Linked DNA regions of Mus musculus: all the other regions are linked to region 3. The links are chromatin loops, found by intact Hi-C in ENCODE. Cell type or tissue: heart. All regions are shown on one strand. Region 1 has its middle 5.4 kb from the start of Pafah2. Region 2 overlaps Gm42325 (a long non-coding RNA gene). Region 3 holds the start of Stmn1 (stathmin 1).

Region 1 (2,500 bases), 71 kb before region 3:
TGGGAATTGTAGTGCTATGGATGACAAGGAGCCATGCTGCATCCTGGGACTTGTAGTGATAACACTTAGAAGCAGGAGATGAGTTTAAGTTCGCACGTTAAGTGAAAGAACTACTACTCCCAGAAGGCCACGGGCTCCTGGGCGGTGTCGGGTTTTAGTCGAGTAACCCTTCTGAGGTTACTTTTCAATGATCAGCGTGACTGGGTAAGTTTGATTGACCGAAGCTCCAATTCTTAACTGAGCTCTCCAAAGACTTTTTCATCTTCCAGCGTGGGCCCTCTTTGTGTCTCAGTGCCAGAATCTGCGCGTTAATCTTTGCTCTTCATCGTCTCTGTTTCCTATTCAGATCAGTCCTGTCAGAATCCACCCCGCACCTAAGCCCTTTCAGGGTCATCGAGGACTGTCACTCCCTCACCTGAGATTCCTGCCCTGACCCTGCCTCACTTCCCTGGGAGAGGGCAGCTTTGTGCCCTTCACACTGCGCTCCACTCTTCGCTGTCCTGTTTTACATACTGGTGGAGGAAGACACCCAAATTCTTCCTCGCAGTACTGTGAACTTGAAGTGCAGCAAAGAACTCTGCCTCACTCTCCCTGACCTTGGGCGAATAACACAGGCTCTCTGGGACACACTCCTCCTCCTCCTCCTCCTCCTCCTCCTCCTCCTCCTCCTGCTCCTGCTCCTTCCCCCTCCTCCTCCTCCTCCTTCCCCCTCCTCCTCCTCCCCCATCCCCCTTTCCTCTTCTTCCTCTTCCTCGTCTCCTTTTCACTTTTCCTCCTCCTCCTCTTCTTCCTGTTCCTCCTCCTCTTCTCCTCTTCCTTCTCTTCCTTCTCCTCTTTTCCTGTTCCTCCTCCTCCTCTTCTTTTATATTTCCGTGTATGAAAGTACTTTGTAAACTGTAAGGCCTCCAAAACCAACAGAGGTTCTCTTTGTGCCATTTGTTGCTGCCCTAGAACCTTCCTATCAGGTGGCTTTTCTAGTTTTACCGCCTCGTTGCTCAATCCCGTCCCTGGAGTTCTTGGTGTCCTCATCTAAAACCAGGTTATTTCTTCACTTCCTCCAAAGTCCAAAGATCAAATAGGCCCCAAGCCCACAGCCTGCAGAGAGCTTTGTCTGAAAGGAATCCCAAGAGGGGTGCTTGCCCTGGACTCTGGCCACAGGGCTGGCAGAGGGACAGAGCTGCTCGCTAGGGGCAGGAATGCAGCAGCCTAGCGTGCTCCGATGAAAGCCCTGTTTTTTCCCTTTGGGCTCTCCCGGGCCTCTTTTCAGTGGACCTTGGTAGGTGTGTCTCAGGCATGAAAATCCTGGGAGAGAAGAATTCATTTTGCCAAAGGATCTATGCCAGAAATAATAGAAGACCTCAGTTGGGTATGTTGTTGAAAGAGCACCAGGATTGCTGAATAGTTGCTGATGTTCGTACAAGTAATTACAATGTACCAGGTCTTAGGCTGTATCAGTTTTGTCCTTTAAACTTTACTTATGAATGTCCCTGTTTTACGTTTATGAAAGTCAGACTTGGAGCGGGTCATATAGTTCGTTAAAAGAATTAGTTAATAGCTGCCTTACGGAGTCATAATGTCTTCAGCATGTCAGATATTTTACACACAGAGTCTTCAACCTCATGAGTAGCTGTGAATGATGGGTTTAGAGTTTAAGGCATTTGTTGACGATCTCACTGCGGTGGCTGGCTAGATTGCTCAGTGGGTAAAGGTGCTGTCATGCCTGGTGACCTGAGTTCTAGTCCAGGAACCCACATGATGGAAGGAGAGAACCAACTTTTGCAGATTGTTCTCTGACCTCCACATGGGAGCCATGGCACACTCTTCAATAAATAAATAAATTGTGTGTGTGCGTGTGTGTGTGTGTGTGTGTGTGTGTGCATGTGTGTGCGTGTGTGTGTGTGCGTGTGCGTGTGTGCGTGCGTGCATGTGTGTGTGTGTGCACGCGTGTGTGTGTATGTGTGTGTGTGTGCGTGCGCGCGCGTGTGTGTGTGCGTGCGTGTGTGCATGTGCGTGTGCATGTGTGCGTGTGTGTGCGCATGTGTGTGTGTGCGTGTGTGTGTGTGTGCGTGCGTGTGTGCATGTGTGTGTGTGTGTGTGTGTGTGCGTGTGTGTGTAGCAGAGATCGAATACAAAGTCACCTAAACTTCTCTTTTCCTTCTATAATATAGAGCCTTATTTTGAATAATTATGACAGATTAAAAAATAACTGAGCTAGGGCCCTGGAGAGATGGCTCAGCAGTTAAGAGCACTGGCTGCTCTTCCAGAGGACCCAGGTTCAGTTCCCAGCACCCACGTGGCAGCTCATAACTGCCTGTAACTCCAGTTCCAGGGCTCTGGCGCCTTCACAGACACACAGACAGAACATGAATGCACATAAAAAAGTAACTGAGTTGGATACTGTGGGACACACCTATAATCCTGCCACTTGAGAGGCGGATAAGGAGATCTTGAATTGGGGGGCCTGCTTGGGCTACACAGAGAGAGCCTATCTTAGAACAAC
Region 2 (2,500 bases), 210 kb before region 3:
CTTTGGGTTTTGCAGTACTGAAACTTCTGGTCCTCTTAAGGCTCCTCACGCTTTTCTTTTTTACTGAAGGTGTGTGCTCCTGTCTGTGTGTGACAATGCTCACAGCAGCGTAGGTGAGCTCAGAGGCCAGAAGAGGGCACCAGAGCTGGAGTTACTGATGGTTGTGAGTCCCCTGATGTGGGTGCTGCAAACGGAACTCTGGTCCTCTGCAAGAGCAGCGTGTTCTCCTAACTGACATCTTTAGCCCAGAACCCCATACTTGTCCATAGGAGTTGCATTGAACTACAAAGCTATGGCTGCCTCTTGTGTCCAAAGAGTGAAGAAAGGAGTCTTGACACCCCATCTTACCAGGCATCGTTGACTCTGGTTCTAAGTCGGGAATGCAGCCTCTGGGACTCAGCAGGGATGAGGAGGAATCTGTGGGGATCCTGGGTGCTTCTTGGAGTCCTGTGTTGATAACTGGTCATTGTAAACAGACATGTCATGTAACTCTGGCAGCAGCAGGGAATGGGAGCCAGGTACTCGGGCACTCTGACAGCATGAGGGCCTGCACTGTGCCACCCTGGGAGCCATGGAGGCTTGGAGAAGTTGTGAGGGGAGAGCTGGGAGGAGGGAGAGGGGCTGGGGCTGGGTCCTCCCACAATCCTTTGCTTCCCTCGGGAAGAGCCAGCAGCATCTGCAGCAACTTCTCTCTCAGTGCAGATGGTGGTGTGATCGGGACCAGTTTTCAAGGGAGGACTTGCCATCCACACATGGCCAGGCCCCTTAGCAACGTTACCTTCTCTAAGTCCACCGAGGCTGCTGCCGAGGTCACTCGCTGCCCAGAACAGCCTGTATTTGATGACCAGAGAAAGTGGGGTACAAAAGTCAAGCCACTTGATGTCCCTTCCTGCCCTCAAACAGACCGGGGCTGCAGCTCACTGGTAGAGCACTTACTAGCATGGATGAGAAAACAAAAACAAACAAACAAACAAACAAACAAACAAACAAAAACAAGCCGGGCGTGGTGGCGCACGCCTTTAATCCCAGCACAGGGATTAAAATCCCAGGCAGGCGGATTTCTGAGTTCGAAGCCAGCCTGGTCTACAAAGTGAGTTCCAGGACAGCCAGGGCTACACCGAGAAACCCTGTCTCGAAAAACAAAAACAAACAAACAAACTAGCGTGGATGAGGCGCTGGGCTCAGTCACCAGCATCCAAACAGACGAAAAGGAGCTGGGGATGAGCCTTCGTGGGATGAGTGAGCTAGATGCAGATCACGCTGCTCCCCTTTGGAGGTTTAAGATGCAGAGCGCCTGCCCCTGCATCTCAATTGACCATCAGGAGATAGCATCGCCCAAGTCTTGGTTAACCACACATGATAAATTGCCACCATAATAATATTGCTTCCAACGTTAACAAACCAGACCTGACAAAATCCACAGGCAAATTCGTGCAACTGGAGCGGTGCAGAAACTCTCCGGGGAGTGGTTTGTGCCTGAACACCCTGAAAGTGTAGGGTTATCCAAGCTTGTCCACCAGGGGGCAGGCTGCACCAGGCAGGACACCTTCCTGATTCCTCTTCAACTTCCCGGTCTTTTCCAGGACTTCCAGAGCTCTTGAGTCTGCCCACATGGCTGCCTGGACAGACATCCTTGATGTCCTAAGCCACCTGGAAGGGTTTAGACAGTTCTTTATGTGGATGCCGGGTGTCCAGTAAAGGTAGTTAACCACCACCACCAACAAGGCTGGGAACCTCTATCAGTGTTCCTTCTGGGAGATTAGGAGATGGCTTTACATCATATGTTGTTGTGATCAGTTAATCCCTGACATTTATTAAGCTCTTGAGGAGTGCTATCGTGTGACAAGACTTTCTTGGGAACATGCAACACACACATCTACTTGTCCCAAATAACGAGCCCACGGAGGATCAAAGTACAAATACCGCCAAAGTCCACCTTGGGGAACCTGTGGGTTTTACTGGAGTTGTTACATGAATATGGGTGAGGGGTCATTTACAGGAGCTGAAGTGACTCAAAGACAGCCCCATCACCAAAGCCCACCACAACATGGCTGTGAACCTGGAGCACACCACACAGCTTGCAGGCAGTTCAACAGGTTGGAGAGCATCCTTTCCAGGTTGCCTTAATGGGTCTAAACCTCTTCAAGGCAGCTCAGCTGGTTTCTGCTTCTTTCAAGCAGATGGACTGGTCTCAGAGTTCTCTTTGCAACTTGGCTGGTCTGAGAGTGACTCTCAGAAACTTGGCTTGTCTACTCTTAAGAAGAGGCTTAGTGAATCTGCTCAGTTTCAGGAACTTCCTGAAGCTATTTGAATTGTTTAAAGAGCTTCCCTGTAGGATGTAATGTTTGTCTGAGCAGGAACTGCTACAGAATATGTGCCAAGGTTGATACTGGGGGACCATCATCAGGCAGGCAAGATGGTACACACCTTTAATTCCAGCACTTGAGAGTCTGAGGCAGAAGGATTGTGAGTATGAGATCAGCACAGATTCTATAGCAAG
Region 3 (2,500 bases):
CTGAGCAGGTGCTTTGGGGAAATGACCACCTCGTGGGGACACAGCTTTGGTCAGCAGAGAGAAGAGGTTCTTAGACAGACAGGGTCACGCTAATTTCCTTTGTGTCTCTGCTATAGTTTTGCTTTATCCCGGCCAGAGGGAACCGTGACCTTGTGGCTCCTTTTGTTTACATTCTCAAAGTGAGCCCAGCCCCGCTCTAGGGAGCACGTGCTTTCAGAACAAAAGGAGCAAAGTGTATCTAGAACTGCCATCGCTCTTCCCTTCCCTTTCCTGTCACCGCAAGGCTTTAGCAGTCCAGATGGAGTCTGCCTTTAAGCTTAGTGGCTTTGTTAAACCCAAGATCAGATTCCAGAGCCTCCCGCTGTCCTGCCTAGATCCCAGTGTTTCCAGCTCGGGAGGCTGAAGGGTAGAATGCAAGTGGCCAAGGGAAGAACCACGCCCGTAATCTGCCAGTAGGAAATGGGTTAGGGACTGCGTTGTTGCGCTACAGGTGACAAGCTGCCGTGTGTCCGTGATAGGACACCGAGGGTAGAGGATCGTGCAGGGGCGTGGAGTGGCACTATCTTGTCACAGGGTTTCGGGCGTTTTAGGCGACCGGGAGGGGTATGGCATCAAAAGGGATATTGCTTAGGGAGCCAAATAAACTCCTATGGCTGGGTAGAGGTAGAGTCCAGTCGGTCGAGGTCTAAAAGAAGTAGGTTAGGACCGACCCCTCCCCTGCTCCTCACCTCGCCCTGCAGTTTTCCTAAAGAGAGTCCCATAACCGATTCAGTCCTGCGGCCGCAGCCAAATGCTCTTCCGATCAGAGACACCCCACCCACCCACGCTAGTCCCGGCTAACACCTAGAGAGACCCCCCACCAGGAGTGCCCCACCCCTAGCATTGTCCTCCTGCCCCCCTGGCCCGGACTACAATTCCCGAAATGCTTCTCTCCAGAGAGGCGGTGCTCTCCAGGCTTCGGGGCGGGACTGGCACGTGCCGTCACCCGCAGCCAATGCGGAGCGCCTGGTCTGGGTCACGTGCCGCTGTTTGGCGCTTTTGTGCGCGCCCAGGTCTGTTGGTGCTCAGAGTGTGGCCAGGCGGCTCGGACCGAGCAGGTGGGTGCAGGCTTGGCTTAGGCGGAGGCTACGGCGGGCTGGGGAGCAGCCGGGAACGCGGCGGGTCCCCCAGCCGGGCACAGGAGATGGGCGGAGACCCCGAGCCCCAGCGGGTGGGGGGCGTTGGTCTTTTGTGTGGAGCTCGGGCGGAGCCTTGGCTTTTGTCCCTATTCCCTGGAGATGCGGGCTGGAGGGGAGGGGGCGCGGCCAGCGCTGGGCTTTAGCCCGGGTGCGAGCGTGGAGACAATAGGAGGCGTGAGCCGTCCTCTGCATCTACCGCCCGGCGGGCGCGGCTGTTCGGGGGGTCCCCATTGTCTGAAGGAGAGCGAGGCTGGGGGCGCTCGTGCTGCTGAGGGGCGGCGCCCGCCCGGTCTCCCGGGGCTTCGGGGCGGTGGTCCCGGACAGCTCTGGGCACTCCGTCAGTGGGTGAAGGCCGTGCGACCGAGCCCTCTACAGCCACCCCAGGGCTGCGTGTCCGCGAGGTGTTTTTGGCGGGAGTTGGGGGGCAGACGGCCGCGCGCTGCCAGCCCGAGAGGGGCGGGGCCACCCCGGAGGACCGTTGGCCCCGCCCATTCTGTCGCTGCCCACGCGCGCGGGCTCCCGAGCGTGGAGAGGTTCGCGGAGATTCGAAAAGGCGCGGGGAGCCGAGGGGCGGGGCCAGGGGCCGGAGCGTAGGGCGTGTTCTGATTGGCCCGGGCCGCCAGCCTGCCCGCCTGGGCCAGGACCACGCCCATGCTGTGTAGTCTGCTGCGTTGGGTGCTCTGCTACAGATAAATGCATTTTTTTTCGTTGCTTCGTTTTTGCAGTGTCTAGTGTTTGGAACCTTTAGTCATACGCTTCGGGGCTAAAAGAATGGTGATCTTTTTAAAAAAAATACTCGAGAACTGTTGAAAAAAATGTTTGCGACATAAGGCATCAAATGTGACAAACCTCAGGCGGGTGTGGTGGCGCTTGTCTGTAATCTCAACACTCAGAAGCTGCCCCCCCCCCCCGCCCATGTATGCATCGAACATGGAACCCAGGGCTTTGCAAATGTTAAGTGTTAACCCAGTGGGCTAAACCCCACCCCTCTACCCTGAGGAGGCTGAGGCAAGAGGATTGTAATTTTACAGCCAGCCTGGATTAAGTAGACCCTGCCCTCAAAAGAAACCTAGAGGTTCATACAACTTCATTTTCTCACTGTGAGGCTAGTAGCTTAAACCCTAGGAACAATAGGACTTGAATATCATTGGCTGCCAGCTTGGGTGTTATTCACCGTGGCAGACACAGACAAAGCAGGGGTGGGTATTTCAATTGCACAATGAGTTGTAGACAGAATTAAGATGGCTCCGATCTCATTGTTGGGTTGAATCTGGAATATCTTATGTTGGGCAGGACAAAAACATTAAGGGACGGAATTCTTC

Evidence for each region. Peaks named below come from ENCODE experiments on the same cell type or tissue, not always from the same donor. Only the 100,000 strongest peaks of a DNase experiment are listed, where the experiment ranks them.
Region 1: a loop joins it to region 3, with 5 times the contacts of the local background. A loop is called at or near these places in 38 of 42 quality-filtered maps.
Region 2: it touches region 3 in a loop (1.8-fold over the local background); 5 of 42 quality-filtered maps call a loop at or near these places.

The regions. Positions count from the first base shown.
Region 1 is chr4:134,396,221-134,398,720 of GRCm38, forward strand. It overlaps a transcript of Pafah2 not described here. Among named protein-coding and RNA genes, the nearest start is that of Pafah2, 5.4 kb to the right of the region's middle. In heart, a CTCF peak has its summit at 1,185; DNase peaks (open chromatin) are centred at 21 and 1,071; H3K4me3 peaks cover 1,403 bases; H3K27ac peaks cover 1,288 bases.
Region 2 is chr4:134,261,844-134,264,343 of GRCm38, forward strand. The region is part of intron 2 of Gm42325 (a long non-coding RNA gene); the gene reads left to right. It also overlaps a transcript of Grrp1 not described here. Among named protein-coding and RNA genes, the nearest start is that of Gm42325, 6.3 kb to the left of the region's middle. In heart, a CTCF peak has its summit at 1,524 (motif pointing right); a DNase peak (open chromatin) is centred at 1,528.
Region 3 is chr4:134,467,333-134,469,832 of GRCm38, forward strand. Stmn1 (stathmin 1) reads left to right here and starts at 988. Exons shown (of 5, transcript NM_019641.4): 1 at 988-1,097. In heart, no CTCF peak of the experiment used is centred here; DNase peaks (open chromatin) are centred at 439, 999 and 1,719; H3K4me3 peaks cover 2,500 bases; H3K27ac peaks cover 2,469 bases.